2 separate regions of the Homo sapiens genome follow, and region 1 is linked to region 2. The links are chromatin contacts, found by Hi-C or POLR2A ChIA-PET in ENCODE. All regions are on one chromosome and are shown on one strand. The core of a region is the stretch at or near the end of the contact, and the rest is flanking DNA. Distances in the headings are between cores, read along the strand shown.

Region 1 (5,677 bases), core at 3,177-5,676, 290 kb after region 2:
ATTGTCAACATGGGTCATTTAAAGTCCTGTATGAACCATAACCTGCTGTGGTACCTTTGTACATGTTTGATTCTGTATTCTTTATTCCAGTGTGGCATATGTGCCCCTCTGTATCTTTTGAGAAGTGCGGAATAGGTTGCTTCTACCACCTGTTCTTAATGTAACAGTAAAAGTTTTCACATTTTTCTCAGAACTGTTATCTGGAAGCTCTCTTTTTTCCTAAGGGTATTTTAATAACAAATACTGATGCATTTGTATTGAAAGTTGATATCTTGGAATGGAAGGACAGAAGAAAGCTCGCCTCTTGGAACTGTAGTTGGCTCTCCTCTCACTCTGACAGTGCTGCCCCTTTTAGTTTGTAAATCTGTACTTGGTGTGTTTAATTTGAAACCTATCGGCTGCTCTCTTGACTGGGGCACTTAATGTTTCATAAACTAATTTCCTTGGTGTGAAGGAAGTAGAACTTTTGAGCTACCCACTGCATGATTTTAAACTGATTTTAATAGCCTAAGTAATTACTCTTTTTTTTTTTTTTTTTTTGCTTAATGAAATTTTCCAAACATATTAAAAACAGAGGGAATACGCCAGCACATCCCAGTATCCACCAGTCAGCCTGACACCCACCACCACCTGCCAGAGCCCCAGGCAGGAGATAACTACAGGTGTCTGATTCTGGGTGGCTACCATGCTTTCAGGGCCATGAGCGTCTTCATGAGTGGAAGGCAGTTGTAGGGTTCTTGGAAAGGACTCAGACTGACCCCTTCAAGGGCCTGAGGTGAAATTCAGAAACTGCCCATGCAGAGAAGCTGAGCAGCGGGCATCATGGAGCGAGGCGTTGAGAGCTTGCATGTTTGTTGGGTATCAGAGAACAGGGAAGGCCTCTCCTCACCTGCTGCTCCTCCCTATGTGGCAGTGGCATGTCACAGTGTTCTTGATGTTCACACACCTGTGCCAGTCCATTAGCCTCACGGGTCAGAAGGCAGCACGGTAGTTCTTAGTGGAGGTGGGCATCACCAGGAATGCTTCAGTGTGAGCTCCCACACTACAGTCTGGAGGCTCACACCATCCTTGCACACATGGCCTTCCTGTCTTAGATATTCTGCCTTATTTTGGAATGCCATCTTTGCTTGTGGTTTTTCACTTCTGTTAAAGTAGAACATGGGGTTTGAATGGGCCTTTGGTGTAACTAGCTATGGCAAGAATCTTTTAAGAGATGTGCTCTTTGGAGATACAATGTCCTGAGCTTGTTTGCCTTTTCCAGAAGCCACAAAATGGCTTTGAAGATAAACAGGCCCATGCTACAGAGCCACCGGCACAAGGCACCTGGTGTGCAGGAGCTGAGGTGCAGCCTGTGGTTAATTGATAATAATCATGTCCCCACATCTGCACAGTGGGGGCTGTTTCTCTCATTTCACACCCCAGTATCCACCAGTCAGCCTGGTGCATGTGTGCGGGGAATATTTAAAGGGAATGTGACGTTCTGATTTGTCTGTAACATTTCAGTGTCACCTAGTTCAAGGCCAGGTTTACGGGTCCAAATTGTCCATAGTACAGAAGACCATTTATCAGGTGAAGCCCGTAAAGCCATAGGCACAGCTATAACCAAAAGAATTCATGAAAGGAGTAACAACTGAAGGTGAGTGGGTTTCCTCATGTTTGTAAATGCAGGTCACGTTGCAGGCTCTTCCGCCAGCTGTCCGTCCATGCAAGGCAGTTGGTCACCCCGCAGGCTCACTTCGGAGATGAAGAGTGCTGGGTGCAGCAGCGCCTCCTGTCCTTGGGTCTCTGTGTATTTGAGGTGGAATTGATGAGCTTGGGAACCAGGGAGAAGCGGTGGAGCTGCTGTTGCCTTGAGCTGCCCGTGTCAGGCAAGGTCTCCGCCTGGCTGTGACTTCTGCTTCCTGGAGACACATCTGTAGGCGTTCCTCACACAAACAAGGTTTTCTCCCTCTTGTGGATCACGGTGTGTGACTGACAGCTTTGGTAATTTTCCCAGCTGGCTTTGAAAGTGAAGCAGGCTGACCCGTCACCAAGAATTCTCTGCCATGGAGGGTCATGGAAGAACGGGAAGAGGTGCTGGCGGTCACAGCAGCCCAGGGTTCGTCTGTGCTCGTTTATAGATTTGTGTGCCCATCCAGTCCTCACTGGGCCCTCCCAGTTTTAGAAATGTTGAACACTAGTGCTTGTAAGATTCGAACAATGAGTTTACCAGCTCTGAGAAAAATGAACTGCTCCAGAACCTTCAAGAATGTTTCTCTGTATCACGCCCACATCACACCGAATCCATTTGTCGTCATTGCAGAGTTCATCTTTCTGGTTTTGAGCACCATCTCACACAGTTCTTTGTCTTTTTCCAGTCTGCTGTTGACTGGGTTAGCTCAGCCCGAAAGGTGCCCCCACCTTTGAGGCAGTTCCCGCACGTGATGTCCAGTACCGCGGTCTTCCCTCTTGCTGCTGCCTGTCAGTCATGGCAGAGGAAAGTGTCATCTGTCAGTCTCCTTTTCATGGACTCCTCATCTTGAGAATTGTAGTTGGGCTGGAAGGTTGCAGGGCTAAGTGGGGTGCAGGGAGGAGCCCCAGGCCCAGGGCTGGCTTGTCTTGGTTTACAAGAAGCTGTGCGGGGTCTCCTGGGGCGTCTGTGGGGGGTGTGGATGCAGAGGCTGAGCAACGGGCGCCATACGTAGTGAGGTGTGGATTTGCTTTAGGAAAATCTCTAGCATCGTCTCCCTATAGCAGCACTTGAAATAAACAAGAAGTTAGGTGGGCCAGGCCCAACAAGAGGGAGGCACGCAGCCTTCCAGAAGCAGAGGCCAGTGGGTGCTGGCTGTGACTGCCCTGTCCGCAAGGTCACCCTGTGTCCTTGAAAACCCAGGTGTTGACTGTCTATTGTCCCTACATAATTTTTCACCTTAGGCCTCAAAGATGCTTGGGTGCGGGGCAGCTCTCAGAATCCACCAGAAGCGTGGAGAGCCTCCATCTGGCCACTACCAGCACCCAGCTTTATAATGTCCCTGTGAGATGGCCCCTTCACCCACCCAGCCATCCCTGCATGGCCCGTTTCTTCAGCTCATCCAGCCTTCACTCAGGTGTCCAGGGGTGCCTCCTCAGCCCAACCTATTTGAAGTAACACCCCTTCCCTACCCCTTTCACTACTTTGATTTTTGTCTACCTGCCCCAGAACATCAGCTCCAGGAGGAAGGGGACTTTGGGTAACCAGATGGCAAATGTCTGCTGCAGCATGATCACAGATCTCGGTAGGAAATCACCATCACAGAGTGAATGGAAGCGAATCACCTCAAAGAGGGTGCTGTTGACAGCGATACGTTTAGCAACAGTTTCCAAACTTCCTGGCTATGGGCTAGGGCTGTTTGGGGCAATAAACCTCTCTCTGCCACCATCTTTTCACCTACCCTACGTCAGGATGGATGAAAGTATGACCTTGCTTTTCAGGGTGCCCGTGTCTTTCTGTTCAGAGGGCCCTGGGAGCAGGCCCTGCAGTGCAGTGGGTTGGGCTGTTGGAGACCTGAGGGCTAGGGGGAGGGAGGGGGTAAATGTGGGTCTGTTCTAAGTGCAAGGCCCTGCCTTAGACGTGTCTCCCTCGGCCCCTGGGTGGTGGCTGCTGCGTGGAGGATGGACTGAGGTGGGCCCTAGTGGAGGTGGGGGCAACGCCTGAGGAGCAGGCCCTGCCGCCTCCTGGGGAAAGGCTGCATGGTTGAGGCCTTCCCCTGCTGGCTTCATCCTTGGCATGGCAGCAGGAGCACACAGAGTGGGGGCCCCACCCCGTCACCCCTGCCCCCGAGCCCAGAACCTGGCCTGTGATGGGTCCTCAGGACACCTTTTGTCCAGGAACCCAGGGGCCAATGACAACCTTCACAGGCATCTGCTGAGAAGACATGGGCCAGCGCTGGATTTGTCCAGCTCTCCCAGGCTTGGTCCAAGGGCTCAGGAGTGGACCCATCCCTGCCCCGAAAGATCCATTTTAAAAATCAGTGACCCTGTACTTTTACTCTCTTTGCACTTGGTTAAGACTTTATCCCTGATTTTATTTGATCGGTAAGGCAGGGACTGCCATCATTCCCCATTTTATAGACAGAGGACAGACGGCCCCATGGCTCCGTGTCGTGTCCAAGGGATGGGCTGGCACCTCTTGGACCAGGCTTACCACCAGGGCCCTTCTCTGAAGCCCCAGTCTGACCGGCCTGCTGCTGGGAATCCCCCTCTGCCCCCACACTAACCTCTGCTGGGGCTGAGCCAGGGCGCGTCGGACAGTCAGGGCGACCCAGCCAGGGCGACCGTTGGCCCCGCTCCTATGGGGCAGCAGGGACCGACGTCAGCAGGGTGGGGCGGGCACCCGAGTGGTATGCCCCGCCCTGCCCCGCCTGCCCGCCCTGGTGGCCGTCTGGGGGCGACAAGTCCTGAGAGAACCAGACGGAAGCGCGCTGGGACTGACACGTGGACTTGGGCGGTGCTGCCCGGGTGGGTCAGCCTGGGCTGGGAGGCAGCCCCGGGACACAGCTGTGCCCACGCCGTCTGAGCACCCCAAGCCCGATGCAGCCACCCCCAGACGAGGCCCGCAGGGACATGGCCGGGGACACCCAGTGGTCCAGGTGTGGCGGGGGTGAGGGGAGGGGGGGTGGGAGCGGTGGAGATGGGGCCGTGGGGAGGGAGCTGAGATACTGCCACGTGGGACGATGCTAGGTGGGGAGGGCTGAGCTGGGCGGGCTCCTCTGGCTGTGGGGCCCCCTGTGTTCCTTGTGGGAGGTGGAAGGAAGTGAGTGCCCTGTCCTTCCTCCCTGCCATGAGATTCCAGGACCGGACCTGGCAAGTGCCCTATCCCAGCCAGTGTTCCTGGGGCTCTTCCAGGCAGGGCTATGTTCCCCAGGCCAGGGGCATTGTCCTGGACAGTCAGGAGGCATACCCCTCGCCAGGTGGAACCACCCTGTGTATGCATGACCCTGACAAGCAGGCGCCAGGACAGTCAGGAGGCCAGGTAGGGGGCACGGGCTGGAGCCTGCAGCTGGACGGGGTTGGGGGGGGTCCTGCCACCACGTGCCAGCTGTGTGCTGAGGACGAGCTCCCCGCTGGCTTCAGCTCTCGGAGCATTTGGTGGTGGGGAGAAGCAGGGCCTGGGCAGGTCGCCTGGCCACCAGCACTGCTGCCTGTAGGAGGCTCCCTGGGCAGGTGACGCCTCAGAAACCGGGCGAGATGGTGACCGCGGGCCATTGGTCAGCTGGGGAGGGCCTCTGCCAGGGAGCTCCTGAGAGCAGCCCCCACACTGCTGAACCCCTTGGCTCTGGGTCTTGGGCTGAGGCCTTAAGTGGCTGGACCCTGGGCCTAGACTCAGGCCCTGTGGGTTCCAGAGCAGTCTCCTGCCTGCACTGAGTCCCCAGGGTACCTACCCTGACCATGGCAAGGTAATGGCACCTTCTGGCCCCACCAGTTCCCAGCTGTATGAGGGCTGAGGACCCTAGAAGTGCTGGGAAGAGTTGTAGGAAGGCCCAAAGGGGCAGTGCCACCATCGGATGTTGGCACCCAGATGAAGGGAGCGCTGGCTGCATGGGAAAAGCTGGCAGCCCAGATCACAGCCCTGTCAGGCGCCAATTAGAGGGGAGGGCTGCCCTCAGCGGGCCCTGCCCCTTGCTCTCTTCCTCTTCCCCCACCCACGTTCATCCAGGCC
Region 2 (5,552 bases), core at 672-3,171:
ACCCCACTCTACTCCCTGTCGGAACAGGGGCCCTTTGTAATCAGACCGGGGAGCTGACAGCCTCAGGAACAGCAGGTTCCTCCCACCCTGGGTCTGGCCCACTCTGACCCTCAGTCTCTTCTCCACACCCCGACCTCTGCCCACCACTCTGACCCTCAGTCTCTTCTCCACACCCCGACCTCTGCCCACCACTCTGACCCTCAGTCTCTTCTCCACACCCCCACCTCTGCCCAGCTCCATCTGGCTCCTGCTGAAGAACCCCACGTTCATCCTGCTCTGCCTGGCCGGGGCCACCGAGGCCACTCTCATCACCGGCATGTCCACGTTCAGCCCCAAGTTCTTGGAGTCCCAGTTCAGCCTGAGTGCCTCAGAAGCTGCCACCTTGTTTGGTGAGAAAACTGAATCTTGGGGGTCCTCTGCTTTTATGTCAGTTCTCAGAAACAGAGTCTTCAAGGGCATCTTCTAGAAAGACCCAGACAGGGCACATGGCAGTGAGTGCCCTCCCACCCCCGCTGCCAGAGCAGGTGTGGAGAGCGCCACGGGGGCTGAGCGACTCTGTCCACAGGCCGGGAGAGTGGTGGTCCTGCCCTCTTTGTGGGACATGCTCCGTAGGTGGAAGGGTCCACGGTGGGCTCCACCCCCTAGCCACCTAGTCTTGGCTTCTGTGACTTGGTGCAGGAAGGGTTTGGACCTGGCTGTTCCATGAGCCAGGCACTGGTGCCTCAGGACCTCCTGGAACAGTGCAGCTGGGGGTTTCTCGGTGCCAGAGGCAGGCTGGCCTTCCCAGGCTGGGCAGGTCTGCAGAAAGTGGGGACCCCTCCTCAGAGCTGCTCCTCCTGCCAGCGTTCACAGAGTACCCTGGGCCATGGCAGAGGTGCCAGGCATGTGGGCCACCACCGCCAATCTACCGCGCTCTACCCTTCCAGGGTCCACTATCTGGACAGGAAGAGGGCATCAGATGAGGGCTCCCCTCCCTCCCCCACAGGCCCATCCTGGCCTGGCCCCTCTGGGCTGACCTCACAAGCCCACATTCCCACACTCAACAGCCCCCCAGAGGTCAGCTCTACTGCCCCTTGGAGAGCCTCCCCACCTGTCCCCCCAAATCTGTCCCCTCCCCACCTGTCCCCCCAAACCTGTCCCCTCTCCACCTGTCCCCTCACCTGTGCCCTCCTCACTTGTCAGCCCAGAAGCTAGATGCCAGCTAATCGCAATTTTTTACTGTTGGTGGCCACTCAGGCTTCGACAAATGTCCTTGTCACAGCCTGCAGGGACTCGGCAGAGGCCCCTGGGGGAGGAGGGGGTGTGGCTGCCCTGGAGGGGGGTCAGTGGAGGAGTCATTGGCTTCCCACTGGGGCAGGGGCCGCTGACCTTGGAGCACTCTGGGCTCTCCTCCTCCCCCCGCCCCGCCCCGCCCCCCCGCTCCCCCTTCCCCTTCCCCTTCCCCTTCCCCTTCCCCTCTGAGGCATCCCCGCTGTGGGCTCTGGACAGAGGTCCCTCCTAGGGCTCTATCAGCGCAACAGCTAAGCACTCAGGTGTGGTGTTGAGTGCTGCCATGCAGGCAGGAATTGATCCCTCTATGCCTCAGTTTCCCCACCTGTAAAGTGGACCCGGCTGATCCACCACCCTCTCCCACCACGGCCCCCTGCCTGAGTCCCTGGCTGAATCCCTCCCTCTCCCCAGGGTACCTGGTGGTGCCAGCGGGTGGTGGCGGCACCTTCCTGGGCGGCTTCTTTGTGAACAAGCTCAGGCTCCGGGGCTCCGCGGTCATCAAGTTCTGCCTGTTCTGCACCGTTGTCAGCCTGCTGGGCATCCTCGTCTTCTCACTGCACTGCCCCAGTGTGCCCATGGCGGGCGTCACAGCCAGCTACGGCGGGAGGTGAGGGCCAGATGGCACCTGGGTACGCGTCGGGGCCCCAAGCACCCGCGGTCCCTGGGCATGGAGGAGGAGTGGTGCAGCACTTGGGAGAGGTGGTTTTGAAAAGGGCTACGTCACAGGACAGCGGCAAGGGCAACACCCGCTCAGCAGGGCACCCGGCAGCATCCACGTGAAAAGGCACCATGCCAGCCCCCAGCAGTGCCTGCGCTTGGGTCCCGGCTGTGCCCCCGGGCAGTCATATGCCTCTCTGGGCCTCAGCACTCTGCTCTGTAGCTGTGTCAAATGGAACAACAGCCCTAGTGTTCGGGGTCCTTGAGGCTGGTCTCTCGGTGACATAAAAAGTGTCCCAGGATGTGCTCCTGGAGTTGCCATGTGCTGGGAGTGGGAGGGACACCTGCTGGTCAGGTGGCAATTAGGGAATATCCAAAATACACGTAGGTAGCCTGCACCTCGGCCCTGCCCTGCGGGCCCCGGGAGTGCACCTGCAGGTGCCGTGCAAGGCCGAGAAGCACAAAGCAGCCGTTGTGGCATTATCGGAACCTAAGAGTCATCAGGGTGGACGGGGTCACTACGCTGTCCTCACAACAGAGGCCCTGCCCACAAAGGAGTGGAGGAAGCTCATCCTGGGCCACTGCCAAGACATACTGTGAAGTGGGAAAAAGGAAGGAGTTGGACAATGGGCGCAGTGTGCTCTGATTCAAGTGAGAAGTGCAGATGTTTGTGACTGCCGAGGGGCGTGTACGTGCAGACGACCCCTGCAAATGCACAGCCGGCCTGTGGCTGGAGAACCGAGGACTGGGGTGGGGCTGGGGCCACGAGGCTGCCTTTGTGTACTTGGCGCTTTTTCTTTCCTAATGTTTGTATTTGATCCATATGAATGTGTTGCCTGTCCAAAAACAAATGAACTAGGGAAAGGGGCTGTGCATCAGGCGGACGGTGCTGGGGGGCATGGGTGTGCCTTCCTTGCGTGAGGAGGAAAAACCATTCTATCACCAGAAGGCAGTGCCCAGTGTGAGTGCCCAGCGTGCTGGGGGCGGTGCAAGCTTGGCAAGTTTGTAGACCCGAAATGCAGGCTGCATGGGGACGAGCCCCATGGCTGACCCTGTGCCTGCTGGGCGCCAGCATGGCTCTGGCCTGGACCCTACCACTCGCTTGTCCCCCCTCTGCAGCCTCCTGCCCGAAGGCCACCTGAACCTAACGGCTCCCTGCAACGCTGCCTGCAGCTGCCAGCCAGAACACTACAGCCCTGTGTGCGGCTCGGACGGCCTCATGTACTTCTCACTGTGCCACGCAGGGTGCCCTGCAGCCACGGAGACGAATGTGGACGGCCAGAAGGTGAGTGGAGCCGCTGCCTACCGCCCCTGTCCTCCCCTGGACCCTGGGAAGGGGCCCCCGTGCCTTCCCCTTGTAATCGGAGCTATTGTTGGGCTTCCCAGGTGTACCGAGACTGTAGCTGTATCCCTCAGAATCTTTCCTCTGGTTTTGGCCATGCCACTGCAGGGAAATGCACTTCAACTTGTCAGAGAAAGCCCCTCCTTCTGGTTTTCATATTCGTTGTAATTTTCTTTACATTCCTCAGCAGCATTCCTGCACTAACGGCAACTCTACGGTAAGCTGGGGTCGGGTGTGCGCTTGTCCAGAGCTTTCCTTGCAGCACCCTGAGGCGGAGCTCTGCAGATCCTGAGACAGGAGCACTCCAGGAAACACCCAGGTCTAAGCGGGCCTGTCTGTCACTGGTGGCAGGAGAGACCTCACTGTCTCTGATCTCTGACGAGGGGCTTCCCACTTGGGGGGGGGTGATGATGTGGCTGGGGACTGGTCCAGGAGGCCACTGGCCTAGGGGGTGACTTGGCATGCAACCCCACTTCTGTGGGTGCTGACGCTGTGGTTTTCTATTGCAGATGTGTCCGTGACCCTCAGAGATCCTTTGCCCTGGGAATCCAGTGGATTGTAGTTAGAATACTAGGTACTGTGCAGTGTGAGGAAGCCATGGTCAGTTGCACAGTGTGCTCACTGCACAAGGGCATGGGCAAGTGTCTAACCACCAAGGGGATGTGCTTCCCAGCAGGAGGCTGTTCCCGCCTGGGAAGGGGTCCATTCCCTAACTGTCCACTAGAGGGGCCCATCGTCATTTATTTGCCCAAAGGCTTTCCCTGGGAGATCATGGGAAACTCGCAGCCCCAATGCCGAATGCCCAAAGAAAGGAACGTTTAAGCCCTCTTTGCACCCCCTGAGAACTCCAACGGCCAGTATCACCTTCCCAGAGCCCATCATTCCAGGCCTCTTGGCTGCCTGCCCCCTGCCTAGCCCCTACCCACCAGGAGTGTGGGTGCTGAGTGGGCTTCTCTCCGCAGGGGGCATCCCGGGGCCCATCGCCTTCGGCTGGGTGATCGACAAGGCCTGTCTGCTGTGGCAGGACCAGTGTGGCCAGCAGGGCTCCTGCTTGGTGTACCAGAATTCGGCCATGAGCCGCTACATACTCATCATGGGGCTCCTGTACAAGGTAAGCAGGCCCAGGGAGGGGACAGAGGGTCTGCTCTGAGGGTGGCTGGGGGCTCCGAACATGCCGCGATCTTCCAGCAGCTTGGACCACAGCCTAGTACATCACAGATGTTCCTGCAGCCAGTTTGTAGAAGGCCCTTCCCACATTCCTCATGAGTTGGTTGTGGGGAGAGGCAGGTGGGCTGCAGGGCCTCCTCCTGGGGTTCACTGTCCAGGCCCCCAGCAGCTCCAGCAAAGCCCAGGCCCAGGCCCTGCTCCCTCTCCCACCTCCTGGGACTGCCCCTCCACAGTGTGGTCTTGCACGTACCCGGGATGCCCGTTAACTAAAAGCTTTGCAGAAATAAGAAGTGGCTGCTCCTGTTAGAGCGGCTTGACTAGCTGGTCCACTCCGGGCCTCAGTCTGGGGGGCTGGCGGGCAGGTTGCAGCCTCTCCGTGATCAGTGCGCCTTGGATTCCATTGGATCTCTTAGTCTGGCCCTCATTTTTCAAGCTAACAGAAACTTTCTGTTGTGACTTTTGGCGTATGCTACCTGGGAGGAAACGCAGTATTTGTGTTTGGAATTTGCCCCCATTAGACGATAAAGCACAAAGCCTTCTAAATAAAATGCGGTCCCACGGCCAGCTGTTCAGAGGATCTTGACGCTCTTCCTTGGGTGACGGACCCAGGAGAGTTCATCCTGCAGGAACCCGTGGCCTCAGGCTTTCCAGGAGGGAGGTTAGAGAAAGGGAAGGAGCCCAGCTGGTTCACCTCCCCTCGGATTAGCAGAAAAGAGGCGAGTCTGAGCAGGGCCTTGTGTGGCTCTGGAGAGAAGCAGTGGGTTAAGGAGACATACACCTCGGTTTCCCCCTCATCTGAGGTTTCACTTTCCACAGTTTCAGTTACCAGAGGTCCACCACAGTCTGAATGTATTAAATAGGAAATTCCAGAAGCAAACAGTTCATAACCTTTAAAGCACGCGCCGTTCTGCACAGTCTGGTGAGATCTTGATCTGTCCTGCCCAGGACTCGGATTCTCCCTTTGTCCAACTTTGGAAGAAGGCAAGGTCAGAACTTATTCTGCAGGGAGCTTTGGGGATATTGGATACTAAGGCCCAAGCCCTCTGTGATACGCCTTTCGCTTTGGCATAAAATAACGGTTGACTCTCTGTTAGGCGCGTCTCTGCTCAGGGAGTGG

The links. Hi-C counts contacts between places; a loop is a spot of excess contacts on that map. ChIA-PET counts read pairs that join two places held with the same protein, here RNA polymerase II (POLR2A). Pooled maps may share reads with other maps.
Region 1: a pooled map shows a loop between it and region 2 (3-fold over the local background). The contact joins the promoter of SLC17A9 here to the promoter of SLCO4A1-AS1 in region 2. A Hi-C loop is called at or near these places in 1 of 37 single-sample maps with no recorded cell type and 6 of 50 pooled maps. POLR2A ChIA-PET finds 5 or more read pairs at or near these places in 3 of 52 experiments (BJ, CD4-positive, alpha-beta T cell and HepG2).

The regions. Positions count from the first base shown.
Region 1 is chr20:62,948,283-62,953,959 of GRCh38, forward strand. SLC17A9 (solute carrier family 17 member 9) reads left to right here and starts at 4,427. Exons shown (of 13, transcript NM_022082.4): 1 at 4,427-4,607. The coding sequence starts at 4,549. It overlaps GID8 (GID complex subunit 8 homolog), which reads left to right. Exons shown (of 5, transcript NM_017896.3): 5 at 1-193. RefSeq lists an enhancer at 3,837-4,666 and silencers at 4,218-4,537, 4,548-4,647.
Region 2 is chr20:62,664,700-62,670,251 of GRCh38, forward strand. SLCO4A1-AS1 (SLCO4A1 antisense RNA 1) reads right to left here and starts at 1,922. Exons shown (of 4, transcript NR_024470.1): 1 at 1,686-1,922; 2 at 1,161-1,311; 3 at 225-798. SLCO4A1 (solute carrier organic anion transporter family member 4A1) reads left to right here. Exons shown (of 12, transcript NM_016354.4): 6 at 235-389; 7 at 1,681-1,876; 8 at 3,046-3,211; 9 at 3,313-3,485; 10 at 3,778-3,842; 11 at 4,231-4,379.